2 separate regions of the Homo sapiens genome follow, and region 1 is linked to region 2. Evidence: chromatin loops called from intact Hi-C (ENCODE). Cell type or tissue: HCT116. All regions are shown on one strand. Each heading gives the region's core, and the rest is flanking DNA. Links, peaks and the distances in the headings are about the cores only.

The links. A loop is a pair of places that touch in the nucleus more often than their neighbours do. Peaks named below come from ENCODE experiments on the same cell type or tissue, not always from the same donor. Only the 100,000 strongest peaks of a DNase experiment are listed, where the experiment ranks them.
Region 1: it touches region 2 in a loop (2.4-fold over the local background); 3 of 110 quality-filtered maps call a loop at or near these places.

What each region holds. Positions count from the first base shown.
Region 1 is chr13:34,829,141-34,837,487 of GRCh38, forward strand. No RefSeq gene overlaps it. Among named protein-coding and RNA genes, the nearest start is that of NBEA, 110 kb to the right of the region's middle. In HCT116, for the core only: a CTCF peak has its summit at 4,560 (motif pointing right); a DNase peak (open chromatin) is centred at 4,621.
Region 2 is chr13:35,152,559-35,160,905 of GRCh38, forward strand. NBEA (neurobeachin) reads left to right here. Exons shown (of 59, transcript NM_001385012.1): 19 at 3,216-3,297; 20 at 3,525-3,648; 21 at 4,520-4,712; 22 at 6,458-7,474. Among named protein-coding and RNA genes, the nearest start is that of NBEA, 210 kb to the left of the region's middle. In HCT116, for the core only: a CTCF peak has its summit at 4,793 (motif pointing left); a DNase peak (open chromatin) is centred at 4,783.

The DNA of each region.
Region 1 (8,347 bases), core at 284-8,283, 320 kb before region 2:
AAATTTTACATAAAGGCAGAACATACTAAGAGTCTGCTTTCCATTCTTGTGATCTTTGTATAATTAACTGTTGGTCCTGGTGACAATCTTTGGAGTAAACTTTTTCAGCACTTGAATAGGAAAGGTCTGATGCTTCTTACTATGACAAAGCTCAGTAAAGAGATCCTGAAGAAGATGATAATGATAATGATGGTAATAACAACACCAATAGCCAACATGCAGTAAGCCTTCACTGTCCACGGGCTCTCCCCTAAGCATTCTGTGTGCATTATGTTTTCATACTGATGATACTCACAGGAGAGAAAAACAGAAAAAAAAGAAGAGATCATTCCTGGAGCCAAATGCCCAAGTAAATGGAAACTATGAGAGGATGGAATCCAGAGCTCAAGTGGAGAAGTTGGCCTTAAAAAGCAGTGGAGGAGTCTGTCCATTGTAACATTGCTAAGAGACTGGAAGACTTGGTTTTGGAAACATGAAGGAATTCTCTTATGAAGGTTTCTAGTTTCTCAGCAAAATAAGAAGAAAAGGGTGGAAGAGAACAGGGTGGGTAGTTTTTGGAGGTATCAGCAAAATGGCAGGTGACAAGGCAGCAGAGTTGCTGCTATTAACTTAAGCAGAAATAAAAGACCTTGTCACTGTATTGTGGAGAAGAAGGGGAAAACTGTAAATTCCATGTGGAACAGATGCAAGATATCCCCAGGGTTATGCAGAACTCTTAGGGGATGGCTGTAAGTTCTCATAAAGCTGGCTTGGGCAGGACAAAGAGCAACAATCTTTTGTGAATATCGTGGCCCTACTTCTAAATCTCACCTCAGTAGATAGACTTTAAGAGAAAGGGGTTTCATAATATTTTTTCTTCATTCCTGCCTGAGGAAGCAACACTACACACTTCTTTTTTTTTTTTTTTTTTTTTTTGAGACGGAGTCTCGCTCTGTCCCCCAGGCTGGAGTACAGTGGCATGATCTCGGCTCACTGCAAGCTCTGCCTCCTGGGTTCATGCCATTCTCCTGCCTCAGCCTCCTGAGTAGCTGGGACTACAGGTGCCTGCCACCACGCCCAGATAATTTTTTGTATTTTTTAGTAGAGACAGGGTTTCACCGTGTTAGCCAGTATGGTCTTGGTCTCCTGACCTCGTGATCTGCCCGCCTGGGTCTCCCAAAGTGCTGGAATTACAGGCGTGAGCCACCGCGCCTGGCCACTGCACACTTCTTAAGATAGGGTTTGCTGCTATGCCTTCAATGGTAGACATAATGCCTGGTATGTAGGAGATACTTGATAAATATTTTATGAATGAATCAATGAATAGACGGATGAATGAGTAAGGAATTTATAAAATTTTATATAGTCCTCATTCTTAGTTTTTCTTCATAAAATTCTTTGTTGTCCATGTTGTATGATAATGTCATACTTGGCTTTTGACCTAAGACCCCACTCAGAAACCTAAGGAAATCTCAGAAGAATTATTTTACTAGGACTAAAAATGAAATAAATATTATATATTATCTAGAGATAGTTATAGCCACCTAATATTCCCAAAAGTTCCATAATAACTGTCCTTCCTTATCACTTACTGGCTTAGTATGAGAAATATTTTAATACTAAGTTCTTCCATGAGACAAGGGTCTGCTGGGATGGTCACTGCAGAACATGTTCTACTCACTTTTCTCCAAGAAGTTCCGCAGTGAAGTGTAAGTTTAGGTCACATGACCACTCATGCTATCCTCTGATTACCTGGTTCAATATCTTCAACTAAGAGGTGTTTTCTTTTAGACCAGGCGGGTTCCTACTGAACCAAGATTTTCTTTCTAATTTATCAAAAATCCTCTCTATACAACCTCTCTGTAGCCACCATACAATGTTGTTACTATAAGATTTCCAATCAGTGATGTCCTCTTTTAGCCTTCCCTAATCTACCCGTTTACAGATAAATCTTTGCACACACAGAGATTCATCCTCAAAGGAAGAATTTGTGTCTTATTAGATATTCTCAATAGTTAGTATGATGTTTGCTGAAGGAATAAACAAATGATTGACTATTAAATAAATATTGAATTATTCTAACAAAGTGACACACAGAAACTCAATTTCTGTTCCATGCTGTAGGAGAGGCAGCAACACTGAATCTTCCTTTTTTTTTTTTTTTTTTTTTGGTGGAGTCTCACTCTGTTGCCAGGCTGCAGTGCAGTAGTGCCATCTCAGCTCACTGCAACCTCCGCCTCCTGGGTTCAAGCGATTCTCCTACCTCAGTCTCCCGAGTAGCTGGGACTACCAGCACGCGCCACCACGCCCAGCTAATTTTTGTATTTTTAGTAGAGACGGGGTTTCACCATATTGGCCAGGATGGTCTCTATTTCTTGACCTCGTGATCCTCCTGCCTCGGCTGCTGGGATTACAGTAGTGAGCCACCACGCCCAGCCCACTGATTCAGTGGCCTGCTTTCAAATGTAGAGTTAAGCATTCTTAACTCTAAGTCTTCCCTCCAAGATTTAGCAAAGCACCACAATTGTCCTCCGAGCCCAATTTACTCCCACTGAATAGAAAAAAATTCACTTAAGGAATCTCAGTGTCTAACATTGACGGATTGTTCCCAACTAAGAGATGGCAAAATGCCTTCACTGCTTCTCCAATCTCTGGAAACCTACTTCCAGACTCTACAATCTCTGGAAACCTACTTCCAGACTCTAGAATCTCTGGAAGGCTACTTTCAATTCTTCCAGAACTACTCTTTACTAATAGCTTCATGCCATCTCCTGTACATGATTCTTCTTTCCATCATTTTCTTCTGTAGAGCCTTTGTTAAGTCTGAAATGCTTTTAACAAAGTGCCTGGGGAAGCAGGTTGGTGCAAGCCCTGGAAATTGTGTCTAACACTACTTCCATCTGATAGTTCAGATTTTCTTCTCTTCCGTTAAATATCAAAATCAAAATAAGCATTGCCCAGCCCTAAAATTTGAAATAATAAAAATAATTAACTTTTCTATTTAATTTAAGCATGGATCAAATTCAGTATTCTTCCTAGAGATACAGACTATAAGAGGTCAGATTAGGCCGGGCACGGTGGCTCACACCTGTAATCCCAGCAACTTGGGAGGCCAAGGCGGGCGGATCACGAGGTCAGGAGATTGAGACCATCCTGGCTAACACAGTGAAACCCCGTCTCTACTAAAAATATAAAAAATTAGCCGGGAATGGTGGCAGGCACCTGTAGACCCAGCTACTCGGGAGGCTAAGGCAGGAGAATGGTGTGAACCCGGGAGGCGGAGCTTGCAGTGAGCCGAGAGCATGCCACTGCATTCCAGCCTGGGCGACAGAGCAAGACTCCGTCCCAAAAAAAAAAAAAAAAAAAAGAGGGTCAATTTGCATGGGTCTTTGGAGAAAACACATAACTTCCCTCTGCTTTCTCCATAGATTAAGTGAAAATCAGGCATTTTCTTCCTGAGACAGAATTGTGGTGATTGGCAAGATGATAGTCATGAAGCACTTGCAGATTTTAATAACACTGAGTATCCATTTACTTAACTAGTAACACTTTTTGGCATCTCCTGTACATGATTCCTCTTCCAAACATTTTCTTCTACAGAGCCTACATTAAGGATGAAAGCTTTTAACTAAGTGCACAGAGAAGAGAGGCAGTCTTTTTAAATCATTTATAGAAAGGAATTAATAACAAACATTTTAAAAACATCCATAATTAAAACAACTCATGCTCTAGCAGGGAAAAAAATCCATTCCTCTCCTAGGGTGCAAAAGAGGCAACAAGCCGCTACTGAGCCAAGTTCTCTGAGCCAGGCCTTCTTCTAGGCTCTGTCCATTGCACTTTTCCATGAATTCTCAGAATAGCCCTTTGATGACTGTTTATAGAAAGCCTAAATCTCGGAGATACCCAGCACAGCATTTTAATAAATTACAATTAAAAGGTTTTAATACTATCATTTGCAAATGTAAAATGAGTAAGATTTTGAAACTTATATAATCAGTAATGTGGCTTCCCTTTTTGAATTGGATCTAAATTATGACACAAAGGAAGGGAACAAAATAGTTCCATCTCAAGGGAGGAGTGGCTATGATACAGGAAGGCCACTGCCAGCAAGGAAGAAGAGACAGGCCCATGTGGAAAGGGGCAGGAAGAGATGAGAAGGAGGGGCACAGTCATCTATGTGTCTGGGTTTCCCCCTCAATTTTCAGCATGGGTGTCCCCACGCCCCAGCCTGACAACATCCCAGTGAGGTCATCATGTACTGAACAGGTCGAAAAGCTATTATTGGTTAAGTAAACTGATACTCAGTGTTGTTAAGATCTACAAGTGCTTCATGGCCATAATCTCACCAATCATAATTCTTTCTCAGTTAGGGAGAAAAGGCCTGATTTTCACTTAATCTATGGAGAAAACAGAGAGAAGTCATGTGTTTTTCCCAAAGATTCAGGCAAATTGACTCTTCGAACAGAATCTATCTTCACTGATTTATAGCCTGTTCCTCTGTAGTTTTCTCATTGTTTTCCCCCTGATGCCTTTGTAGCTGTAGAAAGGAGACTGCATCCCTAGCTGTCCCTCTCCCCGACCTGCTGGGGGCAGCCTCACAGGATTGCTATGGTCGGTAGGCTGTGCAGCATAGTTCAGCTAAAAGGAAGTCTGAGTCAATGCCCCTGAGTCGTGCCTGCCTTCCATGTCGTGTGAAACCCTGCATAGCTCTTGGTTGTTGAATAAAATATTTAAGACTCTGACCAGGAATCTTCCTAGAGGGAACTGCTACACAAAGGGCAAAGTCACATTATCACTAGACAGAGCAGTGAGTGTGTGAAACTCAGATGAGGCCATCAACAGGGAGGAGCCTCTGAGCCCAGAGAAGAGACCAGGAGCTCACCAGCAGCAGATGCCCCAGGTGCCAGCAGTCACCAGGGAAACAAGCAACATCATCATGGCACAGGTGAGCAGGGACCTAGAGGGTAAACCAAAGCCCAACATGCAGAGCCATCATAAAGATCTTCACCCAGAGGGAAAGACTCTGAAATCTGAACATTTATCTATAAGCAACCGCCTTTTCAGTCCTTTAAAGAAAGGAATTAATAACAAATGTTTTCAAGACATCCACAATTAAAACCACTCATGCACCACACACACAGCAACCACCCTGCACACACTGTCTCATTAAACCCAGACACTGAGAAATCACTCAAGGCCTTCTCTGCAGTTCAGTAAGGCTCATGATGATGATGAGATCTGTTTTAGAAAGTAAACTCTTCAGGAGCCAAACTATATTTTCTTTGCACACTTCAGTTGTGTGAGTAAATGTGCAGCCCAACTACAGTATGATTACAAAGACAACCAATGAAACACAAAGTCTGTAAAGCGAAGAGACCACCTGGAGATTTTCTTTCAATCAGCAGAGATTATTAGCCTACATTCTTAGAAATGTGACTTTACCATAGACAATATTTTCTCCAAGATGACATTCTAGACAGCCAATGCTTCCAATGTGTGCCACCAAATTTTGACCACTGTGTAAACTTTTTTTTCTAATCAAGTTTGCTTTATATAAAATAAAACGTTGAGTTAAATGTATAGTGATACACTAGAGTGGACTTCAAAAACGCTTGCTGTGAATAAAGAGATAAAAGTAATCATCCAATCACAACTGAAGGAAGATTGTATCTTTACAAGAAAAGGTAAGAATTTTACTGTGTGTGCATGTGTACATATATATATTTCCTGTATAAATAAGACAGCAAATTGTTCTATTCAAATTGTGAGAGCCAAAAGGCAATTGGGTTCAAAAAAGAAAACTCTAGATACAGACACAACCTGTTTTATTGCACTTCTTTATTGTGCTTGACAAAACTTGCTTTTGACAGATTACTTGACAGATACTGTGTTTTTTATATATTGCAGGTTTGTGACAACCCTGTCTTTAGCAAGTCTATCACCACCATTTTTCAACAGCATGTGCTCACTTCATGTCTCTGTGTTACATTTTGGTAATTCATGCAATATTTCAAACTTTCTTATTCTTGTTATATTTTGTGAAAATCTGTGATAGGTGACCTTTGATGTTACTATTGTAAATGTTTCGGGGCACCATGAACCATGCCCATATAAGATGGTAAACTTAATGGAAAAATGTTGTGCGTGCTCTGACTGCTCCACTGACCAACTGTGCCCCAACACCTTTCCCCATCCTCAGGCCCCCCTCTTCCCTGAGATACAATAATATTGAATTTAGGCCAATTAATAACCTGACAATGACCTCTGAGTGTTCAAGTAAACGAAAAAGCCATACTTCTCTCACTTTAAATCAAAAGCTAGAAATGATTAAGCTTAGTGGCAGAGACAATGTCAAAAATTGAGATAGGCCAAAAGCTAGGTCTTTTGCACCAAACGATTAGCCAAGTTGTGAAAGCATAGGAAAATTTCTTGAAGGAAATTAAAAGTGCTACTCCAGTAAGTACATAAATGATAAGAAAGCAAAGCAGCCTTATTGCTGTTATGGAGAAAGTGTGAGTGGTCTGGATAGAAGATCAAACCAGCCACAACATTTCCTTAAGCAAAAGCCTAATCCAGAGCAAGGCCCTAAATCTACTCAATGCTATGAAGGCTAAGAGAGGTAAGGAAACTGCAAAAGAAAAGTTGGAAGCTAGCAGAGGTTGATTCATGAAGTTTAAGGAAATAAGCCGTTTCCACAACATAAAATTCAAGGTGAAGCAGCAAGTGCTGATGGAGAAGCTGCAGCAAGTTACCCAGAAGACCTAGCTAACATAATTGACAAAGGTAGCTGCACTAAACAACAGATTTTCAATGTAGATGAAACAGCCTTCTATTGGAAGAAGATGCCATCTAGGACTTTCACAGAGAGGAGAAGTCAACATTTGGCTTCATAGCTTCAAAGGACAGCCTCATTCTCTTGTTAACGACGAATGCAGCTGGTAACATTAAGTTGAAGCCAATGCTCACTTGTCATTCTGAAAATCCTAGGGCCCCTGAGAATTATACTAAATCTACTCTGCCTGTGCTCTAGAAATGAAACGAAAAAGCCTGATGACAACACATCTGTTTATATGGTTTACTGAATATTTTAAGCCACTGTTGAGACCTACTGCTCAGAGAAAAAAAAAAATTCTTTTCAAAATATTGCTGCTCATTGTCACCCAAGAGCCCAGATAGAGATATACAAGGACATTCATGTTGTTTTCATGCCTGCTAACACAACATCCATTCTCTACTATATGGATCACAAAGTCATTTTGATTGTCAAGTCTTATTAATAAAGAAATACATTTCATAAGTCTGCAGCTACCATAGATAGTGACTCTTCTGATGGACCTGGCAAAAGTAAATTGATAACTTTTTGGAAAGGATTCACTATTCTGGATGTCATTAAGAACATTCGTGATTCATAAGAGGAGGTCAAATGTCAACATTAACAGGAGGTAGAAGTTGATTCCAATCCTTATGGATGACTTTAAGGGGTTCAAGACTTTATTACAGGAAGTCACTGCAGATGTGGTAGAAATAGAAAGTAAACTAGAATTAGAAGTGTAGACTGAAGATGTGGCTGAATTTCTACAATCTCATGATAAAACTTGAACAAATAAAGAGTTGTTTCTTATGGATGAGCACAGAAACTACTTTCTTGAGATGAAAACTACTCCTGGTGAAGACACTATGAACATTGTTGAAATGACAACAAAAGATTAAGAATAGTCCATAAACTTAGTTGATAAAGTAGCAGGGTTTGGGAAGATTGACTTCAATTTTGAAAGAAGTTCTACTGTGGGTAAAATGCTATCGAACAGTATCGCATGCTACAGAGAAATCTTTCAGGAAAGGAAGAGTCAATCAATGTGTAAACCTTCAAATGTTGTCTTATTTTCAGAAATTGTCACACCAACTCCAGCTGTCAGCAACTACTACCCTGATCCATCAGCAGCCATCAACATCATGACAAGATCCTCCACTAGCAGAAAATATAAATCCCTGAAAGCTCAGATGATCCTTAGTGTGTTTTAGCGATAAAGTATTTTTAATTAAATTATATACATTTTGTAGACATAATTGCACAGGCTATGGTACAGTGTAAACATAACTTTTATATGCACTGGGGGAAAATTCATATGACTTATTTTTGTTTGTTTGTTTGTTTGTTTGTTTGTTTTTGGAGACAAGATCTCCCTCTGTCGTCCAGGCTAGAGTGTAGTGGTGCTATCTTAGCTCAGTGCAACCTCCGCCTCCCAGATTCAAGCGATTCTCCTGCCTTAGCCTCCTGAGTAGCTGGGATTACAGGCACGTGCCACTACGCCCGGCTAATTTTCATATTTTTGGTAGAGACGGGGTTTCGCCATGTTGGCCAAGCTGG
Region 2 (8,347 bases), core at 66-8,065:
GCTTCAGTAGCCCCTGCTTCAGCCTAAAGTTCTGTAACACATGAATTGCAAAATAATTCCATTTATAAAATGAAATTTCAATGTGTAATGCTGGGCTCAGGTGTATCTCTGTAAATAGCATGTAAAGTTACCTCCATGCTTATGATTCATTGTTGTTTCCCTCCCTGTCGATTACCTGTATTATAGCCACTGGGGACATGTGGCTGTTGAACACTTAAAATGTGGCTGGTATGAATTGAGATGTGCTCTAAGTGTTAAATACACATTGGTTTTCATGTCCATATCCAGCTCTGAACCTCTGTACAATTTTGTTTTAGTGGGGGTTTGGGGTTACTATGCATATCTCTTACCAATCCAGTCAAACCTTTGGGGCCCATCTTGAGTCCTGCTCTTTCATTAGAATGTTTGGGTCTACATTCATCTCTTTTTATTTATATTTCATTATTCCCTTTCTCCCTTTTTAAACTTACATAGGTTCTTTTTTTTTTTTTTTTTTTGAGACAGAGTCTCACTCTGTCGCCCAGGCTGCAGTGGCGTGATCTCGGCTCACTGCAAGCTCCACCTCCCAAGTTCACGCCATTCTCCTGCCTCAGCCTCCTGAGTAGCTGGGACTACAGGTGCCTGCCACCACACCCGGGTAATTTTTTGTATTTTTTAGTAGAGACAGGGTTTCACCGTGTTAGCCAGGATGGTCTCGATCTCCTGACCTTGTGATCCACCCACCTCGGCCTCCCAAAGTGCTGGGATTACAGGTGTGAGCCACCATGCCTGGCCACATAGGTTCTTAATGATAGTCTATCATGTTTTGTTACTTTATTGGGGCATGCATTTATGCCTGCCTCCAGAACAATAATTAAATAAATTGCTACTAGAAATGAAGTTGCACCTAGCAATGTATTTTCAGTCTGCAAACATTTAGCAGAGGGAGGGCACATAACTGGTTATTAATAAATACATGTTGAATTGAGTTTCTGAGTATATGTTTGTCATTTTAAAAACCTTTATATTTGAATATGTTATAGTTTTCAAAGCACTTTCACATATGGAGCTTTATTTAATCTTCCTAGCAGTTTTATTAGATAGGCAAGGCAGTTATTCTTTTCATTGTTAGATGATAAAGTAGGGACTTAAAAAGACAATATAAAAACTGGTGACACTTTTGTTTCCTGTGCAATGTGATTTCTTCTCTTTTGGTTGAAAACACTTTAACTATCACGGGAGAGTAGGTCCTGATTTCCTTTAAGCTCGTCTGAAGTTATTTTGAATCCTTTATTTATAACCACAATTTTCTTGGATCTCATCCACTGGGCTATAGGTACACACCAGGGTCTTCGGGGCAAGTTGTTGTGAAAACTACTTATACGTATATACCAAGCAATAAGTGATTGTTCTTTAGTATATGGTTTTCAAATAAATTTTATCTCGTGTCAACTCCGTTTGATTAGGAGTGCATGTTTGGGGTCCTTTGTTTAGAAAGTTGTGAAATGCTGTTTAGTTTTAACAAGTAAGTGTTTAGTTTCATCAGAGGTATGAGAATGAGGGGAACGGGGGTAATTAAATGCTATATTCTTTAATAAAGTAGGTCAGTTTTTATTTCAGGTCAATATCTTTTTTATGAACATTCCTAATATACTTATGTAAATGTCCTGTCTTAGTCTGAGCAGAAGGGGAAGGAAAATGAAACTTCTGGATGTCGTGGTCCTTTTCTAATCAGAAGAGACCATCCCTCTCTCTCAATTTGCTTTTTCCATCTTCAGCTTCTACAATATAGCTATGTTCAATTGTCCTTTCAACTAACGTTGGTGGTTTTGCAGCAGTTTTTGTACTTGACTTAGGTTTAACTGTTTATTCAGAATTTGCCATGTTAAAGCTAAACAGGAAATTAAATCACAGATATAAAATGATGTCTGTATTAAATATAACCTCATAGGGTTTATGTAAGAGATAAACACAAACTCAAGCCTAAAATACAGTGAGCAGTTGTACATACATTATTGATATATAATTAGGTTAATTATTCTTTAATTTAACAAATATTTACTGAATGCTGTTGTGTGTCAGGCATTAGTGCTGATTACTAGGAATATAACAGTGAAGATGATGTTCAAAATCCTGCTCCCACATTTTAGTGGGAAAGTTAGTAAATGTTTTAGAATTTTCTCTTTCCTTTATTTGGTCAACTGTTTTTTTGTATTTGAAAGGAATAATTTAAAAAACTCATTAGTAAATGACAATGAGCCACATTGTTAGGAAGAACTTTCCCTTGTCACACTTACTGAAGTAGGGGCCAGATGTGGTGGCTCATGCATTTAATCCCAGCACTTTGAGAAGCTGAAGCAGGAGGATCTCAGGAGCCCAGGAGTTCAAGATGAGCCTGGGCGATAAAGTGGACCCCATCTTTACCAAAAAATGAGAAAAATAATTAGCTGTGTGTGTTGGCATGAACCTGTAGCCCCAGCTACTTGGGAGACTTAGGCAGGAGGATCACTTGAGTCCAGGAGTTGGAGGCTGCAATGAGCCATGATTGTGCCGCTGCAGTCCAGCCTGGGGGTACCATAGTGAGATTCTGTCTCTAAAAAAAAAAAAAAAAAAAAAAAAAGTAGTTCATAAATAATTTTAGGAACACTGAAAAGGCATTTCAAACAATAAATTCATTAATTTCCTAATCTTTCCTTCTATAGATACTGGTTCTGGTTTTGTATGTATAAATAATAAATAAAATTTGGTGAATACAGAGTTAAAGAGTTTAGAAGTATGTGGAATTCATTAAAAAGTCTCTTTAGGGCTGGGCATGGTGGCTCACACCTGTAACCCCAGCACTTTGGGAGGCTGAGGCGGGTGGATCATCTGAGGTCAGGAGTTCGAGACCAGCCTGATCAATATGGTGAAACCCTGTCTCTACTAAAAATACAAAAAATTAGCCAGGCGTGGTGGCACATGCCTGTAATCCCAGCTATTTGGGAGACTGAGGGAAGAGAGTCACTTGAACCCATGAGGTGGAGGTTGAAGCCAAGATTGCACCATTGCACTCCAACCTGGGCAACAAGAGTGAAACTCCGTCTTGAAAGAAAGAAAGAAAAAAGTCCCTTTAGAAGAGATGTTTCTTTTGGTTTGGACTGCATTGACATTTCTTTTGCAGGTTCATTGTATATCTATATTTTGCAATTATTATTTAAATTGTTTTCTAAATGAAGTTCAAATTCTTCATTTTTCAGATCTTGACAGAACAAGTATGTACTCAGGTCGTACACAAACCACATCCAGAGCCAGATTCTACAGTGAAAATTCAGAATCCAAGTGAGCAAATGGCAGTTCTTTACTGTATTGTGGTAGGCGCATGGCAACATATGAGACTAAATCAAAACTTTTCCTAACCCCTTAAATCATTATGGTGTTTACCTAGTTCATGACAGTTTTAACTCACCTTTTATAGTGTTAAGTATTTATTTGAAAGTTGGTAATACTTTTTGAGTTGAACATAGGATATGGTTACAAATCTACAAGTTTTTTTTCTTTGTTTACAGTGATTCTTAAAGTGGTGGCAACTTTGTTAAAAAACTCTACACCAAGTGCAGAGCTGATGGAAGTTCGTCGTTTATTTTTATCTGATATGATAAAACTTTTCAGTAACAGCCGTGAAAATAGAAGGTAAGCAGTTTGGATACTGTAACAACACTTTATTCCATAATTAATATTTTCTCTCTTTTAGATTTTCAATTCATTTCAAATCTTTTCCATATTGCTAAATACTTTTAATCATCAGAAAAGGCATTTTATGTTTCTTTGACATAATCTGTATTCGGTATTCTTCTATTTATTTTTATATTATTTTTATTTTGTTACGTGGATATTATATTTTAATTGTATATATGAATATACATATAAACAAACTCTTATTTAGAATGTAATATCCCTTTTAGTGGTACCTATCTATCACCAATGGAACTTTCAGTTGTAATTGTGTTGGATTTCCCCATTTTCATCTATGCTTTCCACCCCATATTTCTTATGGCCGAATGTTGTGCATTTTTAAGCTAGTTAGCTTGAACATGGGGTAAAGTCTGAGGCCATGAACTCTGGGGTAGTCATTGCCTGAGTCTATAATTTAACAAATATTGATTGAGTGCCTACTGTGTTCAGTGTAAGACTTTGTGCTACACAAGATAGTCTTAGTACACAGTCTCAGTACATTCCAGTGGGAAACCATAAAGCAATGATTAATGTATAATGTGTTAAGTACATTGTGAGTGCTAAAGGTGGTGAGAAAGTAGAGAAGCAATAAGTAAATCTGACTGTGAAAGTTAGGAAAATGATTTTGAATGATAATTAGGATTTTTCCTGGTAGAGAAATAAGAGAAAGTCATTCCAAGTATAGAATATATAACGTGCAGCATGACTGTACACCTTGCTTTACTGAGGTCAGATCATATTTTCACTATTTTATTTATCAAAGTTTCAAAATAGTAAATTCTAACTTAATTTGGATATTTTTAATGAGATCAAATTTTTTTCTCCCTAGATGCTTATTGCAGTGTTCAGTGTGGCAGGATTGGATGTTTTCTCTTGGCTATATCAATCCTAAAAATTCTGAGGAACAGAAGATTACCGAAATGGTCTACAATATCTTCCGGATTCTTTTGTATCATGCAATAAAATATGAATGGGGAGGCTGGAGAGTCTGGGTGGATACCCTCTCAATAGCCCATTCCAAGGTAACACGGGATTTAACATTTTAACATCATCAGAGTTATTGCAGTGGATTAAATGGCTACAAACATGCATCTGGTGCCATCTTGTGGGCATCTTAGATTTTGACAGATTCCTGTATCTCAGTTTTGTATTTTTCCCTCATTGTTCATAGACTGTTAGAACTTGAAAGTGGCTTATAGATGAATTAATTCAAACCCCAAATTTATAAATCAGGAGTTTTATACCCAAAGCTGACATACATCTGTTTTATAGCAAATCTGGGAACTTTAATCTGAGCCACTTGCTCTTTCAACTGGTTCTTGGAAGAATATTTTATGAAATAGTCTCTGAAATATACTTTTTAAGACTTTTTTTTAAGAAGTCAGATTTTTTTATTTCCAAGTGAATCATAAATACAGTGTTTAAGTTTAGTGGTATTTTAATTGCTTTATCTTTTCTTTATTTTTAATCTTAAAAATCTGTATGTCTATTTTAAGTATTATTTGATCTTTGGTAAAATGAAATAGTGAATTAAACTGTACAAGTATATACACATTAGATTCTGGAAATTCAGAGTTATGGGTTTCTCATCATGAAGTGTTATAGAAGAAGCATGGGTGTCAGAAGTATGGCTTTTAATTTAGTCTGTGCCATAATTGAGTTTTGTGATTTTAGGAGACTCATTAAGTCTTCTTGAACACGAGTTAGAAAAAAATGTTTAAAAGGATAGATAGTAAATATTATAGGCTGTGTGGGCTCTATAGCCTCTGATGCAGCTACTCAACTCTGCCGTTCAGTGTGAAAGACAATACATAATGTAAATGAATGATCATGGCTTTGTTTGAATAAACCTTTATTCACCCAAAGAGGTGATAAGCAGTTTTGTCCCATGGGCCTTATGTTACCAACCCCCACTTTTGGGACTTGCTTTCTTCTTCTGTAAAATTAAGGGGATTTTTGTATTATGAGATATTCTTTAAAGGATGGTCCCCCCAATCTAAAATTCTGTTAACTTATTTAAATATACATTAATAGAACCCATGTCTGTAAGAGAAAGTCTGTGAACTTTAAAAAATATTAGAAAAGCTTTTGTTTCAATTATAAATTTACATTTTGTGAAGTATTGACACCTCAGATTTATCATTGCTTTAACAAATTTGAAAATAGCAAAGAAAAAGACATTGCAGGTCTTTGTGCAAAAAAAAAGTATTCTGATTATTAATAAAGAAGCCTAAGTAAAGTAACAAAGCCAAAACAGCTTATATAAGGATAAAACTGTGATATTTTAATAGCTTGTAAATTTATATATTTAATGATATGTGTGAATTTTTTAACATCAGTTGTTGGGAAGGGTGCACATATGAGCAATAGATGGTGAAAACCAACATAGTAATAGTACTTTGGTTATTGTATATTATTAGCTGCTTATTCTCTGTTTAAGCTTACATAAATGTGTGGAAGTTAACTGGCATATTTGGTTTGGGTAACATTGAAATACTTAGCCTAAAAGAAAATAGCTTTTAATATTGCTGAGTTATCTGTGTGATTTTGGCAATCCTTATAATAAATCATATATAGCTGTATTTGTTGATTATTTCCAGTTACTTAATGAAACTAAGCACTTGCTTTAGGACTAACAAATGCCAGCTTTGAAGTCTTAAACTTTCTGGCATTATTTTTTCTATTTCCACAATTTAATTTGTATTATTTAGTTTTTTCTTTTTGATATGTACAAAATGCCTTAATGTTTTCTTTACTTATTCCTAAGGTCACTTATGAAGCTCATAAGGAATACCTAGCCAAAATGTATGAGGAATATCAAAGACAAGAGGAGGAAAACATTAAAAAGGGAAAGAAAGGGAATGTGAGCACCATCTCTGGTCTTTCATCACAGACAACAGGAGCAAAAGGTGGAATGGAAATTCGAGAGATAGAAGATCTTTCACAAAGCCAGAGCCCAGAAAGTGAGACCGATTACCCTGTCAGCACAGATACTCGAGACTTACTCATGTCAACAAAAGTGTCAGATGATATTCTTGGAAATTCAGATAGACCAGGAAGTGGTGTACATGTGGAAGTACATGATCTTTTAGTAGATATAAAAGCAGAGAAAGTGGAAGCAACAGAAGTAAAGCTCGATGATATGGATTTATCACCGGAGACTTTAGTAGGTGGAGAGAATGGTGCCCTTGTGGAGGTTGAATCTCTGTTGGATAATGTATATAGTGCTGCTGTTGAGAAACTCCAGAACAATGTACATGGAAGTGTTGGTATCATTAAAAAAAATGAAGAAAAGGATAATGGTCCATTGATAACATTAGCAGATGAGAAAGAAGACCTTCCCAATAGTAGTACATCATTTCTCTTTGATAAAATACCCAAACAGGAGGAAAAACTACTTCCTGAACTTTCTAGCAATCACATTATTCCAAATATTCAGGACACACAAGTACATCTTGGTGTTAGTGATGATCTTGGATTGCTTGCTCACATGACCGGTAGCGTAGACTTAACTTGTACATCCAGTATAATAGAAGAAAAAGAATTCAAAATCCATACAACTTCAGATGGAATGAGCAGTATTTCTGAAAGAGACTTAGCGTCATCAACTAAGGGGCTGGAGTATGCTGAAATGACTGCTACAACTCTGGAAACTGAGTCTTCTAGTAGCAAAATTGTACCAAATATTGATGCAGGAAGTATAATTTCAGATACTGAAAGGTCTGACGATGGCAAAGAATCAGGAAAAGAAATCCGAAAAATCCAAACAACTACTACGACACAAGTAAGCTACCTTATATGAGTTCTAGAAATAAATAAAAATGCATTGAAGAGTTGTTAGCACCAAAACAGAGTAATTTCTTATCAGTTACTTCATGTTTATATTGAATTATAGTATAATAGTAATTTATGGAACTAAATAGTGCGGTATAATTTCATGTATGTAAGAAACTAAAAATATCTCAATTATATTTCCAACTCTGCCACATTCTTCTGTGTAACTTTGCTCAACCTCTCTGGGCCTAAGTTTCCTTATCTAGTACAAGAGGTTGTACTAAAGGATGACCTTTAAGGTCTCTGCCAGTTCTAACATTTTATAACTCTGTGACTACATTTACACATTTTGTACTCAAGATCTTCATTCTGAATACTTGATTAATTTTAACCTTTTAAGCTTCAGGCCCAACCCTGTTCTGTGGATTATAGAAAAGAGGACTTGGAGCCCAGATTGAACTGATAAATGAAGGGGAAGGGAAAAGGGAACTGTTATTTATCCAGTGCCTACTATGTTCCGGGCACTGTGCTATATGTTTTCAGATTTAATCCTCACAACAACCCTGTGAGGTAGGTAATATGGCTGAGAAAAATTAGAATTGTTAGCAGTGAGAATTTTCTGTTCAACCACATGAATAGAAATTTGTTATAAGACAATTAAAGACTCTTAGGTCTGGTTGTTAGGAAATGTTAGTGCTTCAGTTTTGACCTCACTGGAATAAAGCTAAAAACAGATGATGTTTTCTGATATGGATTTTAATTGTTGAGCTCTGAGTTATGACTGTTTCTTTATTTTCTAGGATAAATAATACCTTATGGTTAAGAGTTGAAGAAATAAGAATACATTTACCGTTAATGACTTGGGTTTTGTTATCCTCTGGGT